7 separate regions of the Homo sapiens genome follow, and regions 2, 3, 4, 5, 6 and 7 are each linked to region 1. A link is a loop called in an ENCODE intact Hi-C map of the cell type or tissue named here. Cell type or tissue: dorsolateral prefrontal cortex. All regions are shown on one strand. Region 1 holds the start of SLC24A2 (solute carrier family 24 member 2). Region 2 overlaps LOC105375988 (a long non-coding RNA gene). Region 3 holds the start of LOC105375988 (a long non-coding RNA gene). Region 4 overlaps SLC24A2 (solute carrier family 24 member 2). Region 5 overlaps SLC24A2 (solute carrier family 24 member 2). Region 6 overlaps SLC24A2 (solute carrier family 24 member 2). Region 7 has its middle 130 kb from the start of SLC24A2.

What was found. Peaks named below come from ENCODE experiments on the same cell type or tissue, not always from the same donor. Only the 100,000 strongest peaks of a DNase experiment are listed, where the experiment ranks them.
Region 2: it touches region 1 in a loop (5-fold over the local background); 7 of 110 quality-filtered maps call a loop at or near these places.
Region 3: a loop joins it to region 1, with 4 times the contacts of the local background. A loop is called at or near these places in 2 of 110 quality-filtered maps.
Region 4: a loop joins it to region 1, with 4 times the contacts of the local background. A loop is called at or near these places in 5 of 110 quality-filtered maps.
Region 5: a loop joins it to region 1, with 3 times the contacts of the local background. A loop is called at or near these places in 4 of 110 quality-filtered maps.
Region 6: it touches region 1 in a loop (2.8-fold over the local background); 5 of 110 quality-filtered maps call a loop at or near these places.
Region 7: a loop joins it to region 1, with 6 times the contacts of the local background. A loop is called at or near these places in 3 of 110 quality-filtered maps.

What each region holds. Positions count from the first base shown.
Region 1 is chr9:19,787,407-19,791,406 of GRCh38, forward strand. SLC24A2 (solute carrier family 24 member 2) reads right to left here and starts at 1,631. Exons shown (of 11, transcript NM_020344.4): 1 at 1,479-1,631. It overlaps LOC124902128 (a long non-coding RNA gene), which reads left to right and starts at 1,753. Exons shown (of 2, transcript XR_007061432.1): 1 at 1,753-1,872; 2 at 3,519-3,654. RefSeq lists an enhancer at 547-1,194. In dorsolateral prefrontal cortex, a CTCF peak has its summit at 1,692; DNase peaks (open chromatin) are centred at 995 and 1,715; H3K4me3 peaks cover 3,001 bases; H3K27ac peaks cover 3,373 bases.
Region 2 is chr9:19,491,036-19,495,035 of GRCh38, forward strand. The region is part of intron 4 of LOC105375988 (a long non-coding RNA gene); the gene reads left to right. Among named protein-coding and RNA genes, the nearest start is that of MAP1LC3BP1, 30 kb to the left of the region's middle. RefSeq lists an enhancer at 1,948-2,471. In dorsolateral prefrontal cortex, CTCF peaks have their summits at 2,250 (motif pointing right) and 2,454; a DNase peak (open chromatin) is centred at 2,386; H3K4me3 peaks cover 1,065 bases; H3K27ac peaks cover 4,000 bases.
Region 3 is chr9:19,469,928-19,473,927 of GRCh38, forward strand. It overlaps LOC105375988 (a long non-coding RNA gene), which reads left to right and starts at 175. Exons shown (of 7, transcript XR_007061431.1): 1 at 175-573. In dorsolateral prefrontal cortex, CTCF peaks have their summits at 2,062 (motif pointing right) and 2,265; DNase peaks (open chromatin) are centred at 724 and 2,084; H3K4me3 peaks cover 471 bases; H3K27ac peaks cover 4,000 bases.
Region 4 is chr9:19,640,186-19,644,185 of GRCh38, forward strand. All of the region lies in intron 2 of SLC24A2 (solute carrier family 24 member 2), which reads right to left. Among named protein-coding and RNA genes, the nearest start is that of SLC24A2, 150 kb to the right of the region's middle. In dorsolateral prefrontal cortex, CTCF peaks have their summits at 1,080 (motif pointing left) and 2,277 (motif pointing left); a DNase peak (open chromatin) is centred at 2,226; H3K27ac peaks cover 4,000 bases.
Region 5 is chr9:19,699,351-19,703,350 of GRCh38, forward strand. The region is part of intron 2 of SLC24A2 (solute carrier family 24 member 2); the gene reads right to left. Among named protein-coding and RNA genes, the nearest start is that of SLC24A2, 88 kb to the right of the region's middle. RefSeq lists an enhancer at 1-136. In dorsolateral prefrontal cortex, no CTCF peak of the experiment used is centred here; a DNase peak (open chromatin) is centred at 2,091; H3K4me3 peaks cover 1,064 bases; H3K27ac peaks cover 4,000 bases.
Region 6 is chr9:19,650,531-19,654,530 of GRCh38, forward strand. All of the region lies in intron 2 of SLC24A2 (solute carrier family 24 member 2), which reads right to left. Among named protein-coding and RNA genes, the nearest start is that of SLC24A2, 140 kb to the right of the region's middle. In dorsolateral prefrontal cortex, no CTCF peak of the experiment used is centred here; no DNase peak of the experiment used is centred here; H3K27ac peaks cover 3,680 bases.
Region 7 is chr9:19,920,295-19,924,294 of GRCh38, forward strand. It overlaps a transcript of SLC24A2 not described here. Among named protein-coding and RNA genes, the nearest start is that of SLC24A2, 130 kb to the left of the region's middle. In dorsolateral prefrontal cortex, CTCF peaks have their summits at 2,406 and 2,606; a DNase peak (open chromatin) is centred at 2,347; H3K27ac peaks cover 1,291 bases.

The DNA.
Region 1 (4,000 bases):
GTACCTAGACTTCTTTCAGAACTGTCTAGGTACTTGGCAACTAACAATTATTCATTGTTTACTTTTGGTCCAATTACATAATTCTCAGTTGTAGGCAACTTTTTCTGATTTAACCTATCATTTGGAAAGTGAGTGATTCTTTAATTTAGTGATCTTTTTTCTGCACACATAATGATATCAGATCTTATTTTTCATAAAAAGTCTCTCCTTTATCAGATGCGGGAAAGTAGTCCTTTACAAATTTAAGTTTACAAAAAAAAATTCTGGTGACATGCACAAGCTGCCTTCCCTAAACATCTAGACATTGTTTTCAGCTAAATATTTTTTTTAAAAAAACAACCTTTAGTCATATTTAAAATAGGCAGCTTAGTAAGTCAAAGAACTCCCAATGCAGTGAAATAACAAGTAGGCTATTTCGAGAGACCACATGTGTATTTCATAAACAATACGCAAGTTGTAGCAATACCTCTGTCCACAAAATCTGCCCAAAATAGCCCCACCACTGACTTTAATAGGTTAGATATCCAAAGCAGAGTTTTCTTTCTCTATCCCACGGAGGAGATGGGTAAAATAGCCAGACTTGACAGCTGATATTCTGAAGAGTTCTCTTTTTAGTTTTTCTTTAAAAAGACTATTCTTTTCCATATCAACGATTTCATTTTGGAGGCAGTCGCTGAGATAATCTCAGGTGTAAAATAAGCTAATTAAACACACGCCACTTAAATACTGAGATTAGCTGGAGCTCAGGTTTTCAGAGCAAAGCAAGAGCACAAATCAACCCCGCTGAGTTGCTGCTACTCCTGAGATAACCCGACCCCATCACGGAGATTCCCAGGTGGCTGCGAACGTCAACGCTTAGCAGGAACGATTAAGCGATTCACAGCACTCAGGGGATTGTGTAAATGCCCGGCCCGGGCGACCAGCAGGGACAGATTCAACTCCCCGGGCGCAAAGTCATCTCCAGCCCGATCCTCGCTCCCCCTGAAAACCCACCGCTCGTCTCCCCGGGAGCTGCCTCCGTAGGAGAATGTTCGCCCCCAGCCGCGCCCCAACTTTGCCTTGCGTGGTCCCAAACTTTCCCTGGTGGATTAATAGGAAAATAAATCTAAAGGACAGACGCCCCACCTGTGAGCTTGGAGCTGGGTTGCATTTGGTGAGGCGCTTGGCCCGCATCCCCCTGAGTCGTTTGTAGGTGGCTGGGGAATGGAAGCGCCCCTCTGCGCGTCTCCCCCGACGGCAGGCCCTGCCCCACGCCCCCCATCCCAAGCCAAAAGCAAGGGTAGGAGAGGCGGGGGCTCCAAATCCACGCCCCGGAGCACAGAGAGTTGGCTAACTCCTAGCGGGGCCTGGGGCGCCCACATCCACGGCAGAGCCACCTGTGAGCCTGCAGAGCAGCAACGGGATGCGCGCAACCGGGATGCGGGGACGACCGCCACAGCGGCTACAGCGGCAGGCGGGGCGCAGCCGCCCGCACTTACCAGGATAAGATGGGAGGACGCGCACACGGCGGGGCCCCCGAGCGCGGCCCGCCGCTCCAGTCCGCCGGCCCTCCGCCTACCCGCTCTGAGGCCCGGGCTCTGGCTCGCACTGGCTGCCGCTCTCGCCAGCCGGGCTGGGTTCGGGAGGAGACTGAGCCGCTGTGAGCCCGGCGCTCCGAGTCTGGCGCTGCCCGGCCCCCGCCGGCCCCTCCCTCTGGGCTGTGCGCTGTGCGCTGGGAGCGGGGCCGCAGCGCGCTCAGCTCCCGAGTCCTTTGCTCCACGCCTCCTGGGCGCAGAGGCGACGCTGGCAGCCGTCTCTTAGGAGATTTCTCCGCAGTGTGGACGGGGGTCAGGATTTGCAGGCGAGCAAGGGCAGAGAGGAGAAATCGTACAGGTCGGTGACGCGCCTAATTCACAAAGCCTGAAAGTGCTGTCAACTTTGGGGTCATCTTATGCTGGGCACCGCCTCTCCAATTATCTGCAAAAAGTGATAGCAGTCGCGCTTTTCTTTAGGAGGCGATGTGATGTGTAATGGTGGAAAAGACGTTCAATGAAAAGGCACGGAGGCCTGCAGGACAGGCTGTTGGGGTCCAGGGTTTCTTGAGTGTTGGATTTGGATGCTTGGGACACTGCAGGGGCTTCAGTCTTGCAGGGTGACCTTTCATTTCATGGGTGATGAAAGTGAGACCCAAAACCCCGTGTCATTTTGAATCACTGACAGGCTTCGGCTTTTGGCCTCGGGATGTCCAGCCCAGTGCTCCTTCCTGTCCTATCTGGAAAGCAAGATCCCCTTGACCACAAGAAATAGAATCAGGCTTGTTGGGGATGAGAGACTAGAATCTGGGCCAAAGAATGGAAGACGGTGGTAAGACAAATTGGTAGTGAGGGAACCCCTTTTACCCAACCCTGTGACCACCAGCAAAGCTGCCAAGAGGTACCCAACTCGTGAAGCTCTGAAAGCTTTTCGCACATTTTCCCCTCTCCTTACCCTCCATCCTTCTGTTCTCTCCCCCATCCAAGAGGGTTTCTTCATGCCCTCCTTACAATGGGGGTAATGGGTATATCCTGAGAGCTCATGACCTCTGACTTAGAGTACAGCTCTGTAGTCAGACCTCTGGGCCTACTCATCAATAAGTAAAGGGAAGCCTAGGGAACTTAGAAATATTTTTCTTCCCCCCACCCCCCAATCAAAGCCAGGCATTCAAGACTCAACTTTTCTTTTTCTTTCTCCTTTCGAGACTGAATCTTGCTATGTTGCCCAAGCTTGTCTTGAATTCCTGGGCTCTAGCCATCCTCCAGCCTCAGACTCCCAAGTGCTTGCAGACTATAGGTGCCTGACTGAATTTTTTTATCTTTAACTTTTAATTTAGAAAATTTCAAACATATACAAATGTAAGAAAGTAGTATAATGAATCTCCATGGGGCCATAACCAGCTTGAACAATTATGAACTCATGGACAGTCATATTTCATCTATACCCCTTTTTCCTATGTCATCATTTTGAAGCAAATCCCAGAGCATCATATCATTTTATCTGTAAATATTTTCAGAAAGCAAGAAAACTATCAACTACCACTAGGGTTGTGTCAAGAAGGGGACAATTCAAATAGGCTGTCACTGACCAAAGACGGGCTAATTTGAGCATCAAAAAAAAAAAAAAAAAAGATAATCGCAATTGTTTAAAACACATCAAACATGATTATATCTATTAATTGATAATATTTTAAAAACAACTGAACAGATTGATTGCTTGATGGTTCAGAGGGAACCAGCTCATAATTTTCAAAACTGTTTTAGGAAAAGGAAAACAATTGTGCATTTATTTTGCCTTTTCTATACAAATTGGACCTCTGGGTAACCAATTAGGCTTTATTTTTACCCTGCCTTTGTCTACTTTCCTAGTTTAACAATCCTATTCTTCCCTGAGGCAATAGGTGCCTCTGGCTACATGGGGTGCGGAGGGGAATATCACAATGTCTAGAAGAGTTTTTCTTATGTTATCTTCTAGAATTTTTATGGTTTCAGGTTTTTCCCCTACAGCTCAGAGATGACCCTGAGTCTTGATTCGGTGAGAAGAGGAATGAGATCCAGATGAAGACCTCATGAGTCCATAGATTGTATTGGCTGGGATTTGCACTTGGTTGCACATAATAAAAATTCATTCTTGGTGATTAAACCAAACAAGAATTTATTTTTCTCATGGTAAAAAGAAGTCTGAAAGCAGACTGCCCAGGGTTTATAAAATAGCTTCAAGATGCTATCTGGGAACCCAGATCTTTTGATCTGTCTTTCTTAATGTATGGCTTTATCCTCATGGCTACAAAATGGTTTATTCTTTTGCATTACATCTGTGTTCCAGGCAGGAAGAAGGGAAAGAGTGAAGGGTGAAAGGCAGAAGGCCTCCTTGCTAGGCTTTGTCTTTTTATTTAGGAAGGGATTCTGTCAATGCTTCACTTACATTTCACTGATCACGACTTGGTCACAAGACATAGCTGCAAGGGAGTGTAAACAGTATTTCAACT
Region 2 (4,000 bases), 300 kb before region 1:
TATGATCCTCCACTCTGCAATAGAATAGTCACTAACCCCATGTGACTACTTTAAAGTAATTTAAAATAAATGAAAGATTTAGTTTCTCAGTTACACCACATCTGCAACCTTCCTTTATTCCTTTCTTCTCCTTTGTGTGTGTGTGGTTTTTTTGTTTTTTGTTTTTTTTTTGAGACAGGATCTTGCTCTGTCACTCAGGCTGGAGTACAGTGGTATCATAGCTCAGTGCAGCTTCAAACTCCTATGCTCAGGTGATCCTCCTGCCTCAGCCTCCTGAGTAATCGGGACTACAGGTAGGCACCACCATACCTGGTGAATTTAAATTTTTTTTTTTTTTTTTTTTTTTTTTTTTAGATAGGGTCTCACTGTCACTCTGTCAACCAGTCTGGAGTGCAGTGTTGTGATTTCGGCTCACTATAACCTCCGTCTCCCAGGCTCAAGCGATCCTCCCACCTCAGCCTCTCCAGTAGTTGGACTATGGGCATGCACCACCATGCCCAGCTAATGTAATTTTTTTTTTTTTTGGTATCTTGTAGAGATAGGTTTTCACCATGTTGCCCAGGCTGGTCTTGAACAACTGAGCTCAAGAGATCCGCCCATCTTGGCCTCCCAAAGTGCTGGGATTATAAGCATGAGACACCACACCTGGCCAATTTTTTTTTTTTTTTTTTGTTTCAAGTTTTCACAGTGTTGCCCAGGCTGGTCTCAAATCCCTGGCCTCAAGCAATTCTCTCACCTCAGTCTCCCAAACTGTTGGAATTACAGGTGTGAGCCACAGCACCTGGTCACCTGCAACATTTCAAGTGTTCAATAGTCACGAGTGGCTAGTGGCTACAGACAAAGGACATTTCTATCACAGTTCTTTTAGACAGTGCTAAGAGTGGCCCAGTAGAATTTAGAAGAAAGACATGGTCTTCTTTGTCACATGGGCCTTAGTCCTAATCTCATTTCTTCTAAGTAGTGAGATGACTTTGGGCAAGTCATTTGACTTCCCTAAGGGCTCAGTTCCTGCGTCTGTTAATGGGGTACTTCTACTTGCATAACAGGGTCCTTCTGAGAGTTCTGGCATCAGTGCTCAATTGGCAATAACCTCCTTTGTCCTGCACCTCCTGCCAAACAACCTATTTCTCTTAATCCCTAGATCACCTGTATTACTAGAAGCTCATTTTGAGCTTGAAGGTCTGGCCAGGAGCAGAGGGAATCACCTTTCCCTCAATGGTAGAGAGGGGAATTTGTGATATCCTGAGATTCTAAGATTGTGATACCTGCCCAGGCAGGGAGGGGATAGGCTTTGCTTCTTCTGCACACCTTGCCTTTATCTCAACTCATTTCTTCTCTCAGTCACTGCCTGAAATGAATGAGTGTGTTGAAATGAGTAATATTTGGAGTTTCAAATGAATAATTGTTACATAAATCATTAGTTCTCAAATTTTAGTGGACATCAGAATCACCTGGAGGGCTTGTCAAAGCACGGATTTCTGGGCTCCACCCCCAGAGTTTCAGGGTCTGCAGGTCTGATGTGGGGCCTGGGAATTTGTGTATGCATTCCCAGGTGCTGCTACTCCTGGTGGCGGTCTGCAGTGTACCTGAGTCATGGAAGCTGGAGCATTTTTATAAGCAAAGATTAAATTGTATCCTTGCTTTACACAGAGGATACCCAGCACGTTCTTGAGGGCATGAGAATTCCTTATAACATTGTTATAATTGTGATTTCATTGTCAAAATAGAAAAGATTCACCCCGATTGTGGATTATAGATTATCTTTGTTTCCTTCATTTTTTTTTTTCTTTTTACAAACCCTTGTATCAAGAAGTGCTGACTTACAATAGAGGACGGCGAGGGAGCTGCTCTGCTACATACAAAATTCCCAGCCAGAAGCAGGTGGTCTACCAGTGGTTTACCACCAGGTTCCCCACAAAACTGGCAGTGCATGAATGGCATAGATGACGGTCTCCAAGCCAACTGCAGCATGTAGATTTCAGTGCCTGCTTTTGCATTTGTATGTACAATCACATTATTACCAAGCAATTTCCAGAACTGGCAACATTTGACTTTTGACCTAGTGTTTCTCAAATTGTCTCTTCCCTTTCTGGTGATACCATGGCTGTAGCTGGACCCCTGGGCCTTCCCTATCCCTGCTCCTGTTTTGTTACTCCCAGGCTACTTGGTGGGAAAGTGAGACATTTCATTTTCAGGGCATTTTTGGTGGGTGAGCGTCGTAATCTACGATTTTGCCTGTAGAGGGCAGCAGCACCAAGAACTTCTGGCTGCATTTTCAGTGTCAAGCGTCAGCCTGGTATCTCTCTGTTCCTTCCATCCCTCTTGTCACCTTGCCCTTTTTTTCTGGAAGTCACATCTAAAAAAGATATTTGCAAAGTACCCCGGTTGCCTCGGCAACTGGTGCTCAGGAAGGCGGCCTGGGGTGTAGCAGCGGTGTTGGCTGGACGCCCACCTGCTTTCAGCGTGGCTGAGGGGACTGCCCCCACCCCACAGCCTGGCCACCTGGCAATGCCCAGTGACTGTGGGAGGTGGCTGTCTGGGAAGCCTGTTCTCGCTGCCGACTTCTGGGGCTTTGCTCGCACATATCCTCTTTTGCTTTCTTGTCCCCAAAATGCCTCTTCCCAGAAAGAATCTGAGTCAGTCTCTCGTCATTAGATTAGTTCCTGCCAAACTACGGCAGATGTCAAAGCAGCTGATAGGAAGATTATGATTCTCCCTTTCGCAACCCCAACAGAAAAAGCGGAGTAAAGAACCCGAGCGGAGAAGGTTGTCAGGCAAAGTTCCGATGAGGAGGGAAGATGGTTCTATTTTGGCAGCTCAGTAACCATATTCCCATTCCCTCTGCCCCATTCAACATGGAGATGCAGGAAGGAGTCCCCCTTAACTCCCTGTCTGAACAGCCCAGGATCTTTGGATTTAATGTTGCCTTAAAACAAGAACAGTTTCCTTTCTTTCAATAGACACCCCTTGACTTGGCCCACATGCTTGTGGATGTAATGGATTTTCTGAGGAGTATTTTTCCTGGTCTAGTGCTGTCTTTCCTGCATGAACTCACTCATACTCTCTCAGTTGCACACACGGGTTTCAATTTATCTTCTTCCTGTCAGACAGCACCTGTTCTGTCACAAGTGAGCGATAACTCCTGACAATTTCTTCTCCTGAGGCTCACAGGGAAGGAAGTTCTCTGAACCTCCTGGTTGAGGAGCCACTCTGCAGTGGTCTCAGGAGTTCATTTGGTTTGGAACCCTCCTAGTGTAACCCTACTCTTGTCCCGGAGTGAACCCTTTCTCCTTAAGGAGATGGCACAAGATCTTAGACACATCTTAGATCCAAGACCCCAGACAAAATGGCTCAGTTCAGAAAAGACTCAAGTCATCAGGATGGTAAAGTGGGCTCAGGAAGTCCTGCAGCCACCTGGGCATCCTTTGTGGGGAAGAAGTCAGCAGTGGCCCCAGGAAAAAAAACTAGATCAAATCCAGGGGGTCAGGGCAGAAGTGGCCTGGCCTTGTGTTGTGCCAAACCCCTATTAACCTCAATAGGGAAGGCACTAGGTTCAGGAGGCTGAAGAAGAGACTCAGAGCCAGCAAAGGAGACATGGTGTTTTTTTTGGAGATGGAGTCTTTCTCTGTCACCCAGGCTGGAGTGCAGTGGTGTGGTCTTGGCTCACTGCAACCTCCGCCTCCTGGGTTCAAGCGATTCTCCTGCCTCAGTCTCCCAAGTAGCTGGGATTACAGGCACGTGCCACCACACCCAGCTAATTTTTGTATTTTTAGTAGAGACAGGGTTTTACCATGCTGGCCAGGCTGGTCTTGAACTCCTGACCTCCGGTGATCCCTCCTGCCTTGGCCTCTCAAAGTACTGAGATTACAGGCATGAGCCACCATGCCCGGCCAATGTGGGGGTTTTATTAGGGGCTCACATACAGGGGAGAGAGTCCAGTGGTGGTGTGCTGGACAAGATAGCCACCTTACAAACAGTCCAGTGGCAGCAGGCTGGGCAG
Region 3 (4,000 bases), 320 kb before region 1:
AATATCAGACTGGTGACAAGTGACCACCTTCCTGATGTAGATACTGAGGAGCATTTTTTTTTCTTTTTTACCATGCTTTCATCTGCAGCATTGTTTGATGACTGCCCCAAACCCTCCAAGTCAAGTGAATACTTCTGAGCAGGCTGTAAAATCCATCATTGGGCCACTTTTCTTCTTCCAAACTGTACACAACCCACACTGAATACCTGCTTCCCTCTAGGCCTGGGCACTTCTGTTCCCTTTGCCCAGCATACCTTTGTCCCTCCCCACATTTTCAACACTTGTACTTCTATTTTTCCCTTAGGACTTCATTCGTGTATCACCTCCTCCAGGAAGCATTCCCTGATAACACCCTGGCCACATCCCTGGAGGCTGGTTTATATGCCCTTCCTCTGTTTCCATAGTGACTTCTATTTTCTACTTACCATGAGGCACATCACACTGTATCTGTCTTTACCACTGGATACGTCTTGTTTATTCTTCTATTTGCAACGTTCTAGAATCCCTGAATATTTGACAACGTATGCTTTCCCTCTACCATATGGCATGAGTGAGACCAGGGTTGGAACAATGGTGCGTGCCTGTACAGTGGTATGATTTAAGCTACTTGCTTGGCCTCTCTGTGTTTGCATAAATGGAAGATGAGACTAATGATAACTGAGACTTAATATGGTAGCTGTGAGGACTATGAGAATCCACTGAGAGCGGAGTGAACCGTGCTTGGTACAGAATAGTGGTAGGATTATGGAATTCAAAACGAGGCAGCTGTTGTTGTCATCAGTGTATGGCTGGCCTGGATCCATGATACTGATGTGACACCATTATTTATATTGTGGGTCAGATTCCTCCATTCTTGTGGGTAAGTTCCATGAGGGAAGGTCTTTGTTCAGCTTACAGCTGTATCTCTGTAGCTTAGAATAGTGCCTGGAACATAACGGGCAGTTGGTAAATGCTGGTTGAATGAGTGAATGAATGAGGTACCAAGAGACCCCATGGGATGATTAATCTTGATGGCCAGTCCAGTGTCCCCTGGCGTCCAAGACTTCTTTTATGCCTTATAATCTGGCTAGTGTGTGTCTCCAAAGAGCCTTCATTTAGCCCAAACCAGAGGTTCCCAAACATTTTTACCAACTGTCTTCTTTATCATAAGTTTGAGGAAAAAGTTATTTCTCTTGAAGAGAAAGCAAGAAGGAAGAGAACGCCCTGTTTTAACCTCCAGTGCCAAACGCAGCCTGAAACACACACGCCCACACAGCTCCTGTTCTTGGGAGAGAGGCACGGTAAAGTGGCATCTGGAAAAAAAACCCAGTTCAAGCCAAATTTGTGTCAATCCCTTCTCTGTCAGCCTGTGCTTCCAAGCACGGTATACCAAGATGACAGTTCCACCCAGCTTTCTGCTTTTTCTTCTTTCCAAAGAGAACTTTGATTAAAAAGAATCTTAAGATGCCTGGAAAGAAATTTCTAGCCTACAGACCAGCATTGTCTATGATAACTTTCTGTGATGACGAAAATGCTCTGTAATGTGTGCTGCCACTAGTTACTTGTGGCTGTTGAGCACTTCAGGCTGGTGTGCCTGAAGAGCTGAGTTTTCAATGTAATTTTAATTAATTTAATTTAGATAGCCACATATGATTAACGGCTACGGAGCTGGGTGGACGGGACAGTGATGTGTGGCTGAGCGGAGAGGGCTGCAAAGGGGGTCTCAGATAGGGGTCTGACCCTGGAAGTCTTCTCTTGGCCCTTTCTGGGGGACTGGAATCAAGAAAAGGCCAAGAGCCTCTCAGTGCTTTTTAACATAGGTGCCCCTTGATCAGCTTAGAATAAGAAATGAGGTCACATTCCTTTTAATGTTCAAACCACATGACTTATGATAAGGGCGTCATGAGCCCTGATCATGCCTCACTTTCTTCTCTCACCGAGGGGGATCTCCCTCCTGGAAAAATCTCACACACTCCCTCCCTGGGGACTTCCTTGGTCCTGGGGCGGGCAGTGTCATTACTCTCATCACCAGGAGAGAAAATCAGGAATTCTCGTTCTCGGCTGCTACTGCCGCCTTGGTCACTAGGTGTCACCAGTGGTCCTGCAGCCCACCAAAAGGAAGGCGGCCACACCAGTTGGCAGGTCTGGGGACAAACCTGGAGGCTGCGGTGGAGGGAGAAGTTGGCTTCCTGAGGGGGTGAAACTGACACTCACAACCGTACTAGATGCACCAGATCAAGTGTCGTGGTGTGGGGGAACGTGGGCGATAGGGTTCTGGGACATTTGCCGTGTGACTGTGACCCGTGTGACCCGTTTTGGTCGTCTAAGGGAATAGTTTCTGCCTACATCCTGCTGAAAGAAGTGGCTTTTGGAATGCCTGCCCTCTTTCTCAATGGACCCCAGCAGGCAGCCCCCTTATGAAAGGGAATTGTTTGATGTCAGTGCTCATCCCAGAGCCTGAGTGCTTAATATTCCCCGTGGTCACCCACTTTTGAGGGAAAGTGGCTTCAAAGCAGGAGTGGTGACAGACCTGGCTCCTGGTCCCCACACTGCTGACCACTTCTGGTGTGACTCAACCTTCCATTCCCACCCCCAACTCCCGCCCAGCACCTGTACCAGAGAGAAAATAAGACCTGCTACACATTTTGGTAACTTTTTGCTCTTGACAGTAAAATAAGATTTTACTTTCCTGACAGCTCAGAGTATAGTAGGGGCTTAAATACTTGCTAGCTGACTGAATACTAGTTAGAGGGTTATTAATGTAGGTAGGGGAGAACTGCACTTTCTTTCCAAGTGAGATTCAATAATACGTATCTTGCCCCCAACTTCCTGGAGTCGGAAAGAGTATGGTTTCATTATAGCCTGGCCTCCAATCAGCTGTGTAATTGGGTATGTCACTTAATCCTTCTGAGCCTCAGTCTCCTCATATACAAAATTAGGGCGAAATCTAACTTTCAGATGGGGTGATGGTTAGTTTTATGTGTCAAATTGGCTGGATGATGGGGTTTCCAGATATTTGGTCAAACATTATTCTGATGTTTCTGTGAGGTAAGAGCATTTCTGGATGAGATTAAGGTTTAAATTAGTTAATATATATATTTTTTGAGATGGAGTTTCACTGTTTTTGCCCAGGCTGGAGTGCAATGGCATGATCTCGGCTCACTGCAATCTCTGCCTCCCAGGTTCCAGCCATTCTCATCCCCCTGAGTAGCTGGGATTATAGGCGCCTGCCATCATGCCCAGCCAATTTTTGTATTTTTAGTAGAGACAGGGTTTCACCATGTTGGCCAGGCTGGTCTTGAACTCCTGACCTCAGGTGATCCACCTGCCTCAGCCTCCGAAAGTGCTGGGGATATAGGGGTTAGCCACTGTACCTGGCCATGGATTTTTTTTTTTTTTTGAGACAGGGTCTCAATCTATTGCCCAGGCTGGAGTGCAATATGGTGATCATAGCTTGCTGCAGCCTTGAACTCCTGGGCTCAAGCAATCCTCCCACCTCGGCCTCCCAAGTAGTGGAGATTACAGGTGCATGCCACCGTGCCTGGCTAACTTTTTTATTTTGTTTTTTTTTTAGAGTTGGGGTCTTGCTATGTTTCCCAGGCTGGTCTTGAGCTCCTGACCCCAAGTGATCCTCCTGCCTTGACCTCCCAAAGTGCTGGGATTACAGGTGTGGGCTACCATGCCCAAATTGGTAGACTTTAAGTAAAGTAGGCTCCCTCCATAATGTGGGTAGGTCTCATCCAATCAGTGGAAGGCCAAAATAGAACAAAAGAAACTTTCTCCTACTTCTCTAGCAGATGGCTTCAGACTACATCTGCAACATCACCTCTTCCTGGTTCTACAGCAGATGGCCTTCAGGCTCAAACTGGAATATCAGTGACTGGCTGGGTCTCCAGTCTACTGGCCTTGACTGGAACTGCAGCATAGACTCTTCTGGGTCTCTAGGCTGCCAGCCCACTCCACAGATTTTGGACTTGCCCATTCTCCATAATTGTGTGAGCCAATTCCTTCTAATGAATCT
Region 4 (4,000 bases), 150 kb before region 1:
CTGCCTGGAACCTTTCCATGAAAGCATCATCAGTTTTATCTAAAAATGGCTCTCCTGCTGTTATTAAACCATGTGCCTTGCTGAGTACTCACTGCATAAAGAAGAGCAGATTCATTTGGAAAATAAGTTGAATCTTTATCTTTTCAGATATTAAAGTTGGATGCCTTTCTCTCTGTACTGCTATAAAAAACACCTTCATATTACTTGGGTTTATTTTAAGTTGTTTAAAAAATTTTGAAAGCATAAACTAATATTTATGTTTTCTGACCACAAAAGCTACACAAGTTGACTGGAAAGTATAGGCGTTGATACGGGGTTGGCAGAGCCAGGACAAGGATGAGATGAATGTCTCACTTTGTCTCCTGGACAAAATTTAAGGCAGTACCAAAAAACTCAGTATTATAGATAAATAACATAATGCAATATTTCAAAAAATAAATATTAGTGCAAAATAAAATCTACAATGAACAAAATGTCAAGATTTTAAGTAAAGACAGCTCTTACCTTGCACTTGAATCTTCCCTACTCATCTTACCCTAATCCTGGCCCTGGTTTCAATAAAACTTTATTTACAAGAATAAGCAGCTGGTTCATGAGCTGTAGTTTGCTAATTTGTTTCTTTAAATATTGCATTAAAATATTTATTTTGATGACCAAGATTTTGGGTACCCCCTTAAATTTTGTGCCTGAGTGCCATCCTCACCTTACCCTAATTCCAGCCCTGGGTGTTATCTTCTATTCTAAGTTCAAATGGTAAGCTAATGAAAGTTTTAAAGCAAATGACTGATAGGATTTGATTTAAGTTATACAAGTGGGCTTTGGTTGCTGTGTAGTTTGGCGGGAGATCTAAAGTGGGGACTGGGAGAATAGTTAGGAGGCTGATGCGTCAGTCTAGTGATTTTGCTCTGGTCCAGACCAAGTCACCAAAGACCATTCAGATGTAAAGATGGTGGCCACTTCCCTGTCTGCATATCTACGTGACATCTCAGCATTTGTCTTACTCCTGTTGATTCTCTCATGGTTGTCCCTCTGCTTTACTGACTTCTCAGTCTTGGGAACTCTGCCCTCTTGTGTTCTCACACAATCCCTTGGCCTTAAATTCCATCAACAGAATCTCTAGTTCTGAATTTGTCTCCTCCAAACATGCATATCCAATTCCAATTGCCAACTCACCATTTCTATTGAATGTCTAGTGGGCATAATAAACTTAACAAAACCAAAGTTCACTTTCAAAGATGTCTTTCTCTCTGTGCTGTTTGGATTAGTTCAATCACAAATTTAGATATTACAAAACATCTTCACATTTCTTGTTTATTTTAGGTTACTTAAACATTTTTTTTTTTTTTTGAGATGGAGTCTCACTCGGTCGCCCAGGCTGGAGTGCAGTGGTGTGATCTTGGCTCACTGCAACCTCCGCCTCCTGGGTTCAAGCGATTCTCCTGCCTCAGTCTCCCAAGTAGCTGGGACCACAGGTGCGTGCCACCGTGCCCGGCTAATTTTTGTAGTTTTAGCAAAGACAGGGTTAAACATTTTTGAATACTTAACATATATGTGTTTAGGCTATAAAAGCAACACATTTACTGGAAATTATGTCTATTCCCAAACCTGTTACTCTTCCAGCTATCTTCCAGTAGAGAATGGCACTACCATTCTACTCAGCTGTTCAAGCCAAAAAATTACTGCTTATTTCTTTTCTTCTCCTTTTCTCCCACATCCAATCCACCAGCAAATCCTGTCAATTTTGCCAAAATGTGCCTTCATTTTTTTAAATAAAATCAGCATCAGCCTCAGTAGGCCTACTAAGGGTATAGCTTCCACACATTAGGGTAGAGTCTGACTCGGTGGAAGGAGCAGTCGTTGGGAGGGAGGGGAAGTGTGTGTGAGTAGGAGTGTTAAATTCCCAGGTCAGGGTATAGGGAGAGACTGGCTTGGCTTTGGGGAGGTGAAAGCTGCAGGGTGGAGAGAGCTGGAATATGCCTGGGCCTCTCCAGGTGGGACAGAGACTAGGAGATGTCCCAGCTTTTACGCTTACACACACATTCTCTCTCATCCTACCAGCTGGGTCTGCACAGCTGGACCTGGGACCAGAGGAGGAAATACGCCAGCAGATCTTAGTAGGTACAGCTAGTTGGTATTAGAGGGAGCAGAGTGATCTCAGTGAAGATGTGCCCAGTCATCAGTCTGGCAGGGGCCAGAGCAGACAGGGTTGGTGACAAAGCTCAGCTGGAGCTCAGCATGTATGAATTTAGCATCCATGGCCTACACAGGGCTGACACCAGCTGGCAGTGTACAAAAATCACAGGGTCAATTTTCCAAGCTAAGCGTATACTGTACACTCCTCTGAGAACCAAGTTCACTAATGCAGAGGCCACTTAAAGAGTAGTTATGCCTACAGGTCCTGCTTACATTGACCAAATAGAGTTTGTTTCATTGTTTGCTTTGTTGTTTAATTTGGCTTTGAGAATGGTTTATATGAGAGCGTATTCTTTTTTTTTTTTTTTTTTTTTTTTTTTGAGACGGAGCCTCGCTCTTTCGCCCAGTCTGGACTGCAGTGGCACTATCTCGGCTCACTGCAAGCTCCGCCTCCCGGGTTCAAGCCATTCTTCTGCCTCAGCCTCCCGAGTAGCTGGGACTACAGGCGCCCGCCACTGTGCCCAGCTAATTTTTTGTATTTTTAGTAGAGACGGGGTTTCACCGTGTTAGCCAAGATGGTCTCGATCTCCTGACCTCGTGATCTGCCCGCCTTGGCTTCCCAAAGTGCTGGGATTACAGGCGTGAGCCACCGTGCCTGGCCAGTATTCTTTTTTTTTTTTTTTTTTTTTTAACATATCTGAATGAATTCATCAATCGTCTGCCTTATAAAAAATCAGTGGATTTATTCAGTGATAAAAACCAGTAAATTTTAATTTAGTAACTACTGATTTTGCATGCTTTTTGCATATCAAATGTAAGTTGTCAGGACCCTATTAATATGAATATTTTATCTAAATGTTACCCATTTAAAAATTATAAATATTTGTCTTACTCATACCTGCATTTTACTAAACTCATTATCTATAGTATAAAACTATTACGTATAATCTCTCTTTCCCACTGAACTATCTGCAGAGATCAAAGGACCCATTATTCAGGCCAGATGTTTTCATGTTTTTTAAAATTAATCTTGTTTGTATAAAGTATATTTAGCTTATTTTTTGACAAGTCCCTGATATTCCAGACTTAATGGGTACCACCACTAAATCTGAATAATTGATGGAAATGTACCTAAAATGGCAGCAAATTGAGCATAGATCCTTTGGGGTATATTTCTCTGTATGCAGGGTGTTTGCTATTGATGGGCCAGCAAGTGAGCCTAATCCAGACGTGTCAGATGATGGAGAAGGGCTTATAACCATAGACACTGTGTCCAGGATAACAGCCCCGAACTCTCTTCCATCCTTTGGAGTAGGCAGACTTGTCATGTCTGAGCTTTCTCTCTGTAACATATATTTACTCAAAATAACTATGAACATCTGTGTATGCCTCTCCAGTCTGCAAAGAACTTGTAATATATCTCTATTAACTTGTTGCTTAGGACAGCAGTTGTCAACTTTAAATTTTTTTCTGCAAAACATGAGGGTGACATTGACATGTGTGACACTTGTGCATCGATGTACCCATCATGTGATGTGTTTAATCCACAGATTCAATAGAATTTTACATCTTTGCTTCCTTCCTACTTGAGGAAGCTTGTTGGAACTCAACTGAGTGGGACTGAAGGTATTGAGATCACTTTGAAATTTCTCTTATTTGTAAAAGTAAGTTGATGAAATTGGGCACTTGAGTCATTGTGAATAATAAACTGCATCTGACACATTTCACAACTAAAGACATTCCTGTTCACCTCAACATCTCAGTTGTGAACTTATAGCTTAGTGAGTAATAGCATCTCCCATTGAAAGGAAAAGATTTACATGTTGAGAATAAGGTGGAGTGTTAGAAATGCCAATAAAAGTAATGG
Region 5 (4,000 bases), 88 kb before region 1:
AGAAATTGCCCCTCTCATCCACTGCTGTTGGAAATAAAAATTTTGTGTTTAGATACCAAAGTTGCAGCATTATGTACAGGCTTATAACCAGGAACAATTATGTTCAACAGTAAGTGAATAATGTTTCACTAAATTACGGTTACATTCATGCAATATTATGATACATGAGGCAGTTTCTTAAGATTACTTAATGACCTGGGAAAATATTCATCATCCAATGTTAATTAGAAAACCAGCATATTAAACTATATATGACATGCATTTTCTAAAAATACTTTTCTAAAAATACAGTATGGATGCATATCTGTATCATAAACACTGGAAAGAAATGTATCAAATTAATACTTGTGATTATTTCTGGGGGGTGGTATTACAGATGATTTTTATTTTTCTCCTTTGTATGTTTTCCAAATTTTCTGCAAGGAGATTCCATTATTTAATAATTTAGAAAAAATAAAAGTAAGTCTTAAATTTTTTTTTCTGACTAGATGATTCTCTGAAATAAACTAACTGCTCCTGACTGGTTTCAGGACACCAATGACTCAGCCCCTTCTGGTTAGGACACACGGGTGCACTAGAGAGGTCCTGAGACCTGAGCTCCATGACCCAGATTTGTTTTGCTGCTTACTGGCTGTGTCTTTCTGGGCAAAAGAGTCCCGAGCCTCTGTAATTGTATTTGTAAAATGTGGCAATTGACGTCTGCCTCACAGATGAAGTTTAAAGACAGTATAAGAAAAATGCTTTGAAAAGTACTATATAAATGCAAGCTATGTCTCACCTGAGACATAGATAAGACAGAGAACACACTCAAATCCCAAATGACCAACTTCTTGGTTTTATGACATCACTTAAATGACAGAACCTCTTTGAGCCTTAGCCTCACAATTTGTCAAGTAGAGATATTACTGGCTTCTTCAGAAGGTGGATGTGAACTAAACACCTTTTGCAGGACTCAGTAAATGTTAGCTTTCTTCCTTTCTTAGGCTCTGTCTTTCCCCACTCCACTCTTACTCTGAAACAAGGATTTAAAAAAATGCTCTGGCATCAGCACTTTCTATTCTAATTTTAAAGCATATTATTTACTTTGTTTTTTTGATATGTTAAAAATGTATGGATTCTTTTTCCTTTCTCCACCCTTTTACGATGTGGACAAACAGCAAACACAAAGTAAGCAGAACTTGGGAAAATCAATGTGAGGACTGTGGACAAATTTTATGGGGTCATTTGAGCCTGAAGTTTTCCACAGAAAGCTCTGAAACTCTAAGCACTTTCCTTTAGGGCAGGCAGAGTAGGAAGGGTAAGAACGTCCTTGCTTTGGTAGGCTGAAATTATTTCAGCAATTAGATCTCCCTAGATTCTGGATTTATCTAAATATACCTGTGACATTCTGTAAATGTGCAGAACTCAGAACTTCTCAGGCCTGGTTTCTGTAGTGTCAACTGACAACCACATGCTTTGAAATTTTGTTTCCTTTAATTAACCTTCTCCATTTTCAAATCAATTTTCTCACTTCCTCATGGTGTTACTGCTATTCTAAGAAATGCAGACCTAACGGATCAACATTTCAAGACTCCAAAGGTTCGTATGCCAAGCCTGGAACTTTGTACACAAATAGATATCCAAGAATACTCGCTGTTCATTCTGTATACCCAAACTTAAAAATTCAAGAGCTAAGATTAAAGTATCAGAGGATTGAGTCCTAATTTACTATTTGAAATCTGGTCTACCTTGTATAAGAATCTTTTCTTGTGGGAATGTTGAAGATTTTTGAGAAAGAGAACAACCCACTGAAGGCCCTCCCTGTTTAGGGAAGATTAACCTGTTAGGTGCTAGTAGATTGATCGAAGGGGATGATCTGCATGTACCATGACTGTGAAGACAGATTAAAAAGGAAGAGGCAGATAAAAGACATATTGTAGCGGAATCCGCTAGTGCCCAGTCCATTTTTCCAGAGTCTTAGCACTTCACTGTGTTCTGGCTGATTTCTAACTGCCAGCGTCTACCCACCTTTAGTTGAGTGCTAAGGAATTCATACCCCCATGCCAAGCAGCACTTAGTCCACAACCGGTAGGAGTTGATACATAAACAGTCCAGCTCCCCCGCACTTTGGGTGGAAGAACTCTGAGCTGTGTTGTATTAGTTTCCTACTGTTGCTGTAAAAAAATTACCAAAAACTAAAGAGGCCTAAGGAAACATGAATTTATTACTGAACAGTTCTGGAGGCCGTAAGTTTGAAATAGACCTTACTGGGCTAAAATAAAGACGCAGGTTTGAAGACAGTACACTATTGCTTTGCAGGATGCTGACCAATCTTCTGGCACAAGTAGACCCAAACTGTGGTCAGCTTATTCTTTGAAGGAGCCTTCTTGAATTCCTCTTCTCTTTATAATCAAAACCGAGACAGGAGAATGTGCTGGTGAAAATTCCTCCACACTATGCTGAAATCAATCATATCAGGCCTCATCTTAATCCCACTTAATTTAACTGAATCCTGCCATTTGATCTAATCCATCTAATTTAATCCCACTTTGGCACAATCCAAATCTAGAATACTTGAGTCAAATCATCTAATACTCCAAGACTAGCAGTAGCCTACCGTGGATGGAAAACGATAACAAAGTTACAAGGTACATAGAGTCAGAATCTCTTGTTTTTCATTCTGGCTATAAAAAAACCACATGATCTTAGACTAATCACTTAATCTCTCTCTGACCGATTTTATTTCTTCATGTAAAGACAGAATTAATAAAACTCCTTTTTTGAGAGATTTCAGAGTGAAATGGAAAACTGTGAACTTGCTTTGAGTTCTAATACAATAGCACTAATCATGATGATTTGAAGGACAGTAAACCTTTTGTTTTTCCCATGAATGCAGGTTTTAGTCAAATGCCAGCATTCTCTGTACACTTGGTGCTCCTAAAACGTTTATTGTTTTTCATAATGAAGAATAATGTCTTATGCAAAGCAATCTATTCACAAACCTTCTCCCAGTTGGAACTGATATATGTTGAGCCATCTCAGTTATTCTGATAAAGCCCCTCACTACATTTGTATCTAACTTCATCACAAACAAATGATCTCGATACACTTTGGGGTTCTGCAAGATTTAACAACCCATGGTGACTTGTCGCATAACAGAAAACTTGACTTTTTGCTCTATTTTAAATTACATTTGAGTATTTTTTATTGAGAATCTATTAAAACTAGGGCTCCCAGAACTGGTCTTTCAGTAGTTTACATAATAATAGCTACAATAACAACTGATGTCTGCGTCTTGCATTATAGTTGGCAGTGGCTTCCTATAGTTAGATGTTGCCCAAACTTCAGTCATTTTTATAACATCAGCATGATATTTTGCCATATTTTCTTAATTTACGTGGTACTAACTACCAAGTGTTTTATCTTGAGTTACCTTTTAAAATTTAAATGTTTATTTAAAAAGTGAACTTCATATCACTACCATACCTAGAAAACAAATATTGCTTGCCATAAATAGAAAATAAATAAATTCATTGATTTAGGCATGCCATAAAGTATACATATAGCAAAACATCATGTTGTGCACCATAAATATATACATTTATATTTGCAAATAAAAAATAATAATTTTTAAAAAGAAAGTAAATAAATGCAATGCAATGAAAACAAAACAATATTGTTCAGTTCCTTTCTATACTGTTGTTGGGTAAAAGTTCCTGAGCTTGAGATACATTCTTTTGTGTTTGTGTGTGTAAGTGTGTGTACTAGAGAGAAAGAGAGAGAGAGATACTCGCATATCTTATATCAAATTTAGATACAAACTCTACATTGAGACTTTTGGTGAATTATTTACAATTTTTGGAAATGACATGATGGATTAGAATCTTAGTAAGCAGTGCAGATACTGTATCCATTTTACAGATGATAAAGCTAGGGCTCAGAGAGATTACATGACTTATTTCTTCAATACTCAGTAAATGGCAGAGCTGGGCTTCAAACACGAGCCCTTTCATTCCAAATC
Region 6 (4,000 bases), 140 kb before region 1:
CCCAGAGAAACAGCTTGGGTGTGATGATTAGGGAGCAGCTTGTGGCTATGAAAGGGAGAGAGAGCAAAGCTAACTGGCCAAATGGGAATTGAAGCTGTGACCTTGGCCTCATTAAAACAGCAATGTTCTGGAGTGGATCAATTTTTCACAGACAGCCAGGCCATCTGCAGAGAAAACAAAACATGGCACGCGCACACACACACACACAAATAAAAATACAGAAACAAACAGCAACTAGGATTCACAACCGAAATAAAAATTAATTCACAGGCATTGTAAACATCAGCTTCTAGTGTGTGTGTGTGTGTGTGTGTGTGTGTTTGTGTGTGTATGCCAGCATCAAATAGCTGTCTATAAAGTCACTTCTGTTGGCAGGGTTGAAATGCTTCTGAAGTGGAGAAGTATGTCTTTAGCTTACATTTGAAGAGATCTCATAGTTAAGTGGTCAACTTGTATTGATAAGACATCTATACTCCTCACAGATAAATAATGTGCCACCTTATAAAATTTGAAAACTGGAAAATTAGTACCTTTTCAGAAACAAGCTCAGATGTAGACCTAATAGTATTAGGTAGCACAGATCTGAAGCCCCGATTACCTCATCTGCAGTTATCCTATGGTATGCAAGAAGCCCTCTAAGTAAAGCTACAACACCCTAAGTGGAAAGCACGTCAGCATTAATCACATCTAATTATAAAGATGCGAATACTTATAATAGTACTTATTAGGTACTACTCATTGTTTTAAGCATGTTACATATATTGCCTACTTCAATTCTCATAATAACCCAATGGTGAAGGTGATGTTATCATTCCTATTTTATGTACAAATATATGAAACAGAGAGAAATTAGACAACTCGCCCTAGGTCATATGGTGAATAGAATGAGGATTGAGACTCAGGCAGTCTAACTTTGAACCCATGTTCTTAACAGCACTTCACATTGTAGCCAGTGAGGCCTCCTGGGAAAAACATGACATTAGACAGCAAGGAAATATGGTTTGCTGCTGGGGAACCCCCCACGCCCACCATCATCAATTTCTTTCTCTCTTTTCCCCGTTTTCTCCCTATAGTGTTAGTCTATGGGAAGCAAACTTTCACTACTTTTTAAAATTAGGTCAAAAGGCAAAACAAAAACATACCGCTGCCAGAAACCCTAGAGATAATATAACCAATGCCTTTATTTTGCAGATGAGGAGGTTTAGGGTCAAGCTAAGATTAGGATTGAGGGCCCTAAAAATTATTGGGATCATCAAACCCATGACAGTGCCTGCATTAGCAGCATCTACCCGCTCCTGATTCTTACAGGTTTCTCTATGACATGCGCCGCAGGCTTCAGCAGCTGCGCTCTTATAACTCAGTTTTCATTCCTAGTTTCATTCATCGACCACACGGGTTTCCTCCCCTGCAAATCTTGGTTCTTCTCTTCCATTTGGGCAGTCCTCTGTGAGTGAATTATTTCACAAGTAAATTGCTCGATTACAGGAGATACCCACACTACTTTGTTCCATAAAATTATACTAAGTGTTCTGCATAGAGAGGAATTTCAAATCTTTTTGAATCTTTATTGTTAAAGCTAATTGGTAGTACCTTATATTTAATCTGCATGTGATTAGAAGTTACTGACTACTATACTCTCATGTTTCATCAGTTTTGGAGGTAGGGTACTTCCTCTAGCTCCTGGCTTTTTGTTTGGTGAAGATAACATTTTAGAATTTGATATTACCATGGTAGGCTGAATACTGGTCTCCAAAGATGTCTGTGTCCTGTCCTAACCCCAGAAACCTGTGAATATGTTTGTTTATATGGCAAAAGGGACTTTGCAGATGTGATTAAGTTAAGGATCTTGAGATGGGGAAATTATTCTGGATTATCTGGTGGGGCCCAATGTAATCACAAGGGTCCTCATAAGAGGGAGGCAATGGAGTTAGAGAAAAAGGAGGTGTGACCATGAAACCAGAGGCTGGAGTGATGCACTTTGAAGATGGGGGAATGGGACGCACACCAAGGAATGCAGCTCAATCTCACTAGAAGATTGAAGAGGCAAAGAGACAAATAAATTCTCCTCTGCAGCTTCCAGAAACACACCCCAACCAACATCTTGATTTTAGGCTTCTGACACCCAGAATTTTAACATAATCAATATGTGTTGTTTTAAGCCACAAATTTGGTTGTAATTTATACTGGTAATAATAGGAATTTAATACAATCACCCTTGTTCAGATCCTCGTGCCTATTCAAAATTAGCATCCATGAAATCAGCTTTTCCTCTTTGTAGTTTATCTCACCAGATTCAATGATCATTCATCCATTCAGTTCATTTAACCAATATTCGTGAAGCCCCTGCTATGTGCCAGGCACTGTGATTATGTGAGCAGAACGATGAGACAAACCTTCTCTTCCATCCTGTTTCAACCTTCTCTTCCATCCTGTTTCAATATCTGCCAAGGAAAAGGCAACCCTTCCCATAGGGCATCTTACTTGGCTTTGGTTTACCCACAGTGTTCCAACTTCAGACCTGAAAATGACTTATCATAAACTTGGCTCACCTCGGGCTGCCTCACTGCTCACCCCCCAAACTTGGACATGTACAGCTAAGTTGTAAGCCTGTTTCCCTTGAGGACAGAGGCCTTTTACACTCAGGGCCAGTCTCAGATAACAAAGTACACAAGACTTGTCTTTGAAATCTTTCTCAACAGCATGGCCAGAAGTGTGTCCACACTCTCCTGTGTGCTGTAGCTCATTGACGTTCTGTTAGGACACTTAATCACGTGCAATCATTGACTATGATCACAGTAGTAAGACTGTCTTTTCCCTTCATAATCCTCTTGAGATTGGGGACTCATTCACATATGTGTCTTCTTTGGTGCCTGACTCATGATAGGTGCTCAAGAAGTGTGCTGAATGGATGCAACTATAAGCTAGTGCTCATCAAGGATAAATATCCCTGTGTGTGAATGCATATCCTCATGATTTACCAATGCTGATCAATAGTCTTCATTCCAATAGCTTTCTTTCCAGGTGAAAAGTTGATCTACTGAAGTTACCCAAATGGCTATGCTGACAAGCTTGATATAAAATATCAAATATCAGTAGAATCTTGAGCTTGGAGTTGAGTTTAGACTTTTATTCCAAGTCCTGACTTTAACGTTGTCATTCATCTATCATCTTTGTATACTTGGGCCCTGGCACAATGCCTGGCATATAGTAGTTGTACATGGTATGTTTGTGGAATAAACATTCCAATGTGACAGCTGATGCTTGAAATGCTGAAATCTCCCTTATACCCTGTATCCAGTCTCACCTGCTGGCCCTCAAAGTTGCAGCCTCAGAGCCAAGGTGTTTTGTGAGTGATTCTACATCTATGCCAAACTATGTGTCTGACTTTTAAAAATTGCCTTATTAAGGCAAAATTTACATACGAGTCACTCATGTTTAGTGCACAATTTGATGAGTTCTGGCAAATGTCAAGGTCGTGTAACCACCACCACCGCACTCACGATACAGAACATTTCCATCACTTCAAAGAAGTTTCTCCATGGCCCTTTGTAATCCCCAACCTATGACCCCAAGCAACCATTGATCCACTTTTGGTTATTACAGTGTTGCCTTTTCAAGACTTTCATATAGGATGGAAATCATACAGAATGTAGTGGAATCATATAGAATGTAGCCTTTGATATCCCGCTCTTCCACATGTTTCTGAGATGCATTCGTCCTGCTGCTTGAATAAGCATGAGTTTGTACTCTGTCTTGCTTGGACCTTTGGCTTCAGTGTGATCCTGATATTTGGCCTGGCTGCCTTGCCCTTCAGCACCTGTGTGCTCCCAGGAAGCTAAGGGTTCCTAAACCACAGCCTTTTCTCCTGTGTGAGAGACCATGACTTTTGACCACCTGGAGAACATGGTTTTCTCCTCAACTGGTTAGTGGCACCACTTCTCTGCCCATTCGATTGCTCCATTGTGGAATCTGGAGGTTCTCCTCCATCTTCCCTCTCCCT
Region 7 (4,000 bases), 130 kb after region 1:
TCAATGCAGTATGGCAGAATGAAACGGAGTTAGTTTTTGGACAATTTTCATAGTTGCCAATGATTAATTCATCAGTCGTGATTTTTCAAACTATTAAATACAAAGTCCATGTCTTAGACTGAGTCCCCCAGATGTAGACCCTGAGACAAGGATTTGAGTTCAAGCAGTTTATTTGGGAGGAGATCCCAGGAAGTACTGCCATGGAAGTGAGGAAGTGAAACAGGGGAGGGAAGCAAACCAGCATTGGGTACGCTGAGGGCCAACGTACCGCTATGGGCTACCTGCTGGGAACCTCTGGGAGCCTGAAAGGAGCCCACCTGCAGTGAGCTGGTATTTATCTGCCGTCTCCCTGGGCATTGGTTGAGAGCTGTTAGGGCAGGGTTGAGTGTTAACTCTCCACGCTTCCCACTAGCCTGTGTGTGACACATATCTACAACTAGAGAGTCCTGGGCAGTAAGGGACGACACAACAGTGAGTTCTAGGAATGACTGACCTATACAACCTACATGACGTGTATCGATCGGGAGCCGGATGTGAGAGACAGAAGACTGAGTGTAAAATCATACAGTCTAAAGCCAACCTGGGTTCAAACCAGATCTGCTCCTGTTTGTATGTGACCCTGAGCAAGTTATTTAATCTCTTGGCACTCAGTTCCCTCATCTATAAAATAAAGATAATCATATTACCTACCCTCATAGGGTTGTTGTGAGGATTGAGTCGATATAAGTAACAAGTTTAGAATAATGTTGACTCATGGCATATACTATTTATTCATAATTATTATGGGGGGGGGGTGTTCCAAAGTAAATCATCAACCTGCCACCAACAGTGCACCTGTAGTAAATGGTTACCATTTACCTGTCTTCTCCTCACCTTTATTTGATAAAATTTCATTTAATGACCTTTCTATAGTTTTACTATCTTCACTAAGAATTTAGAACTTACATGGCCGGGCATGGTGGCTCACACCTGAAATCCCAGCACTTTGGGAGGCCGAGGTGGGCGGATCATGAGGTCAGGAGATCGAGACCATCCTGGCTAGCATGGTAAAACCCCGTCTCTACTAAAAATACAAAAAATTACCCAGGCATGGTGGCGGGCGCCTGTAGTCCCAGCTACTCGGGAGGGACAGAATGGCGTGAACCCGGGAGGTGGAGCTTGCAGTGAGCCAAGATTGCACCACTGCACTGTCTCCAGCCTGGGCGACAGAGCGAGACTCCGTGTAAAAAAAAAAAAAAAAAAAAATTTAGAACTTACCATGCCATGTGCAATATGCAATATTGAATAATCTCACTTCAATTGAAAAATAAACCTCATTTTTCATGCATACAGAGAAAAATGTATTCATCATCATTTTGGGGGATCATTTAAATCCCTCACCTGAATGCATTTCGGTAAAGTTTAGCTGAGGGGGTCTTATATTTGCCTAGAGAGAACACAATGTCTAACCATGCATTTCCTCAGGGAACTCTACGGTACAAGGCCTCTTTTCACCTTGTAAAAAGAGACTCCAAGCCCTGCTGGCAATTCACAATACAAAAAGGATATCTTATTGATATGAAAGTTGAATTTAATGTGATAGGAGCAAATCACTTTTCAAAGTGGCCAAGAGAGGGGGAAAGGGTTAAGAAGTCTCTATTGATGTAAGACAAATTAAAAGCAGAAATATAAGAAATGACGCTCCTTCCCAAGAATCCTATGAGTGGGTTTTTGTGGTCTTAAAATGTACCTTGATTCATCTACTTCTGTTCATGCATGTTTGCATGTACGTCCTTCTCCAAGCAGCTAGAGAAAATAAAGTTGGATGCATCAGCCTGTTCCCATTGTTTCAGGAGCAACCATCCAGTCTTTTAGATTCTAAAAGCCTAAAGATTCTGAAAGTGGAAAATTTATTGTTTCACTCAAAAATTCCATAAGCCATCTTCCTAAGTATGAAATAGCTTCAGGGAATTCTATTTTTTCTGATAGTTTGTCACTAAGTATTTGAGTCCATGATTTTCAGGGGAGCCAAGAGATCTCATACCAAATTGCAGGGAATTCCTATGATGTTTTTTAAAAGCAGCCATTTAGTGTTCTTCTCTGATTTGCAGACATGCAATAAAATCTTTTTATGCACCCTATTTATTTTCCTAGACATTTAAATTTTTTCATGCCCAGCATGCTCAATAATTCAAGCAGAGTTGAAAATGGCCAGGTTTTACCTTCCATGGGATTATCCTTGGGGACTGAGGGTTTAAAAGAATGACAGCTATGAAAAATCCCAGGCCTCCTCCCAGCTGTGCACATTGAACTGTCTCTACTGAAAGCAGTAACCTCTGCCTGCTTCACAGGAGGGATTGGCGAGCATCCTAACAGTCACTGTAAATCACAGCCCATCACACAGCTAACTCTAGAGCAATGGGGCCACCTAGACTCCAAATATGGAAGCGCTGAAAGGAAAAAAATCCCTTCTGGGATTCATTCCTAGAGGCTCCTTGAGATCTGGATATTGAGAGGGTAAAAGAGGAGCTTGTACATGTCTGAGTCTCAGGTGATCAGAGACAACTTGAATGCATGAGGATTTTTCTCCATAAAACACATTAGATATTAACTTTTAAATATTTATAAATATTTACATGAAATATCTTAAATATTAAAAATTATATTTTTATGAGTGTGTTGGCCTAAAGATGAATATATTCCTGTTATATATTAAATATTATATATTTATATATATAAAACATTTAATTTAACCTACCAGTTTTTTAAAAAAAATGTTAAAAGAAATAAAGACATTTAGACATTTTTCTGGGACCTTAAAAGTATTGTGGGCCCTCCACACTGTGCCTAGTGGATAAATTGGCATGGCTGGCACACACTAGGGAGGTCAGGGATTTATAAGGCCTAGAAGCCTTCCATCCTTTAGACTGTTAGAATGTTCTGAAAGATGTCCAAGGACACCCAAGGACTTACCATACTTTCCTGCATTTCATGAATTTCTTTCATATTTTAATGTTTCCTTTAATGCATCACATAATAGATGACACGTTTAACATTGAGGTGGTGGGACTCTGTTCCTTTAAAGTCTTCATTGAATTGATAATACTTTTAAAATATACAGTATCTTAGAATGGAGGAGGCATGGTATCCAGCCATGATGAGGAAAAGCAGCCACCCCTGCGCCCTGGGACCTTTCCTGACCTGGCTCTTTCCACTCCCTACCTACCCAGCCACACATCAAGAAGCAGTCCTTTGTCATTTATTAGCCCACCTTGGAAGCCACATTGCCGCAGTTCTGCTGTGCTCTTGGTTGAAGCAGTCACAAGCCCACCCCACTCATGGAGGAATGACAAGTTCACATTGTTGAAGAACATATGAAATGGGGATATAGTTGTTGTCACCTTTGGAGAATGTGATCTGCCAAACATCCCCCAACAAAGACAAATAAATAGATAGTTGGATCATTTCTTTCTTTTTACTTTTTTTCTGTTTTGAGACAGAGTTGTTCTTGTTGCCCAGGCTGGAGTGCGATGGCACAATCTTGGCTCATTGCAATCTCCGCCTCCCAGGTTCAAGTGATTCTCCTGCCTCAGCCTCCCGAGTAGCTGGGATTACAGGTGTGCACCACCATGTCTGGCTAATTTTTGTATTTTTAGTAGAGACAGGGTTTCACCAGGCTGGTCTCGAACTCCTTACTTCAGGTGGTACACCTGCCTCGGCCTCCCAAACGGCTGAGATTACAGAGAGTTGGATCATTTCTAAAGGGAAGTGGGTAGCAAGGGTGATGAACAAACAGAAATTACACTGTGTTCACTCCGTTATGCCACCGTCATGCCTGTGAGGGAGCAGAGCAGCTGGCTGTACAATTTCTTTAAGGAACATGGATATATACCCAGTTGGTTCAGGCAATGGGTGTTACTATCAAACTGTTTGCAGAGGAGTAAGGAAAACAAAAATGAGAGTAGCCAGGATGTCCTTCTCAGTCAGCTGAGATGTGACAGCTTGTTTAGGGTGGTTGTGC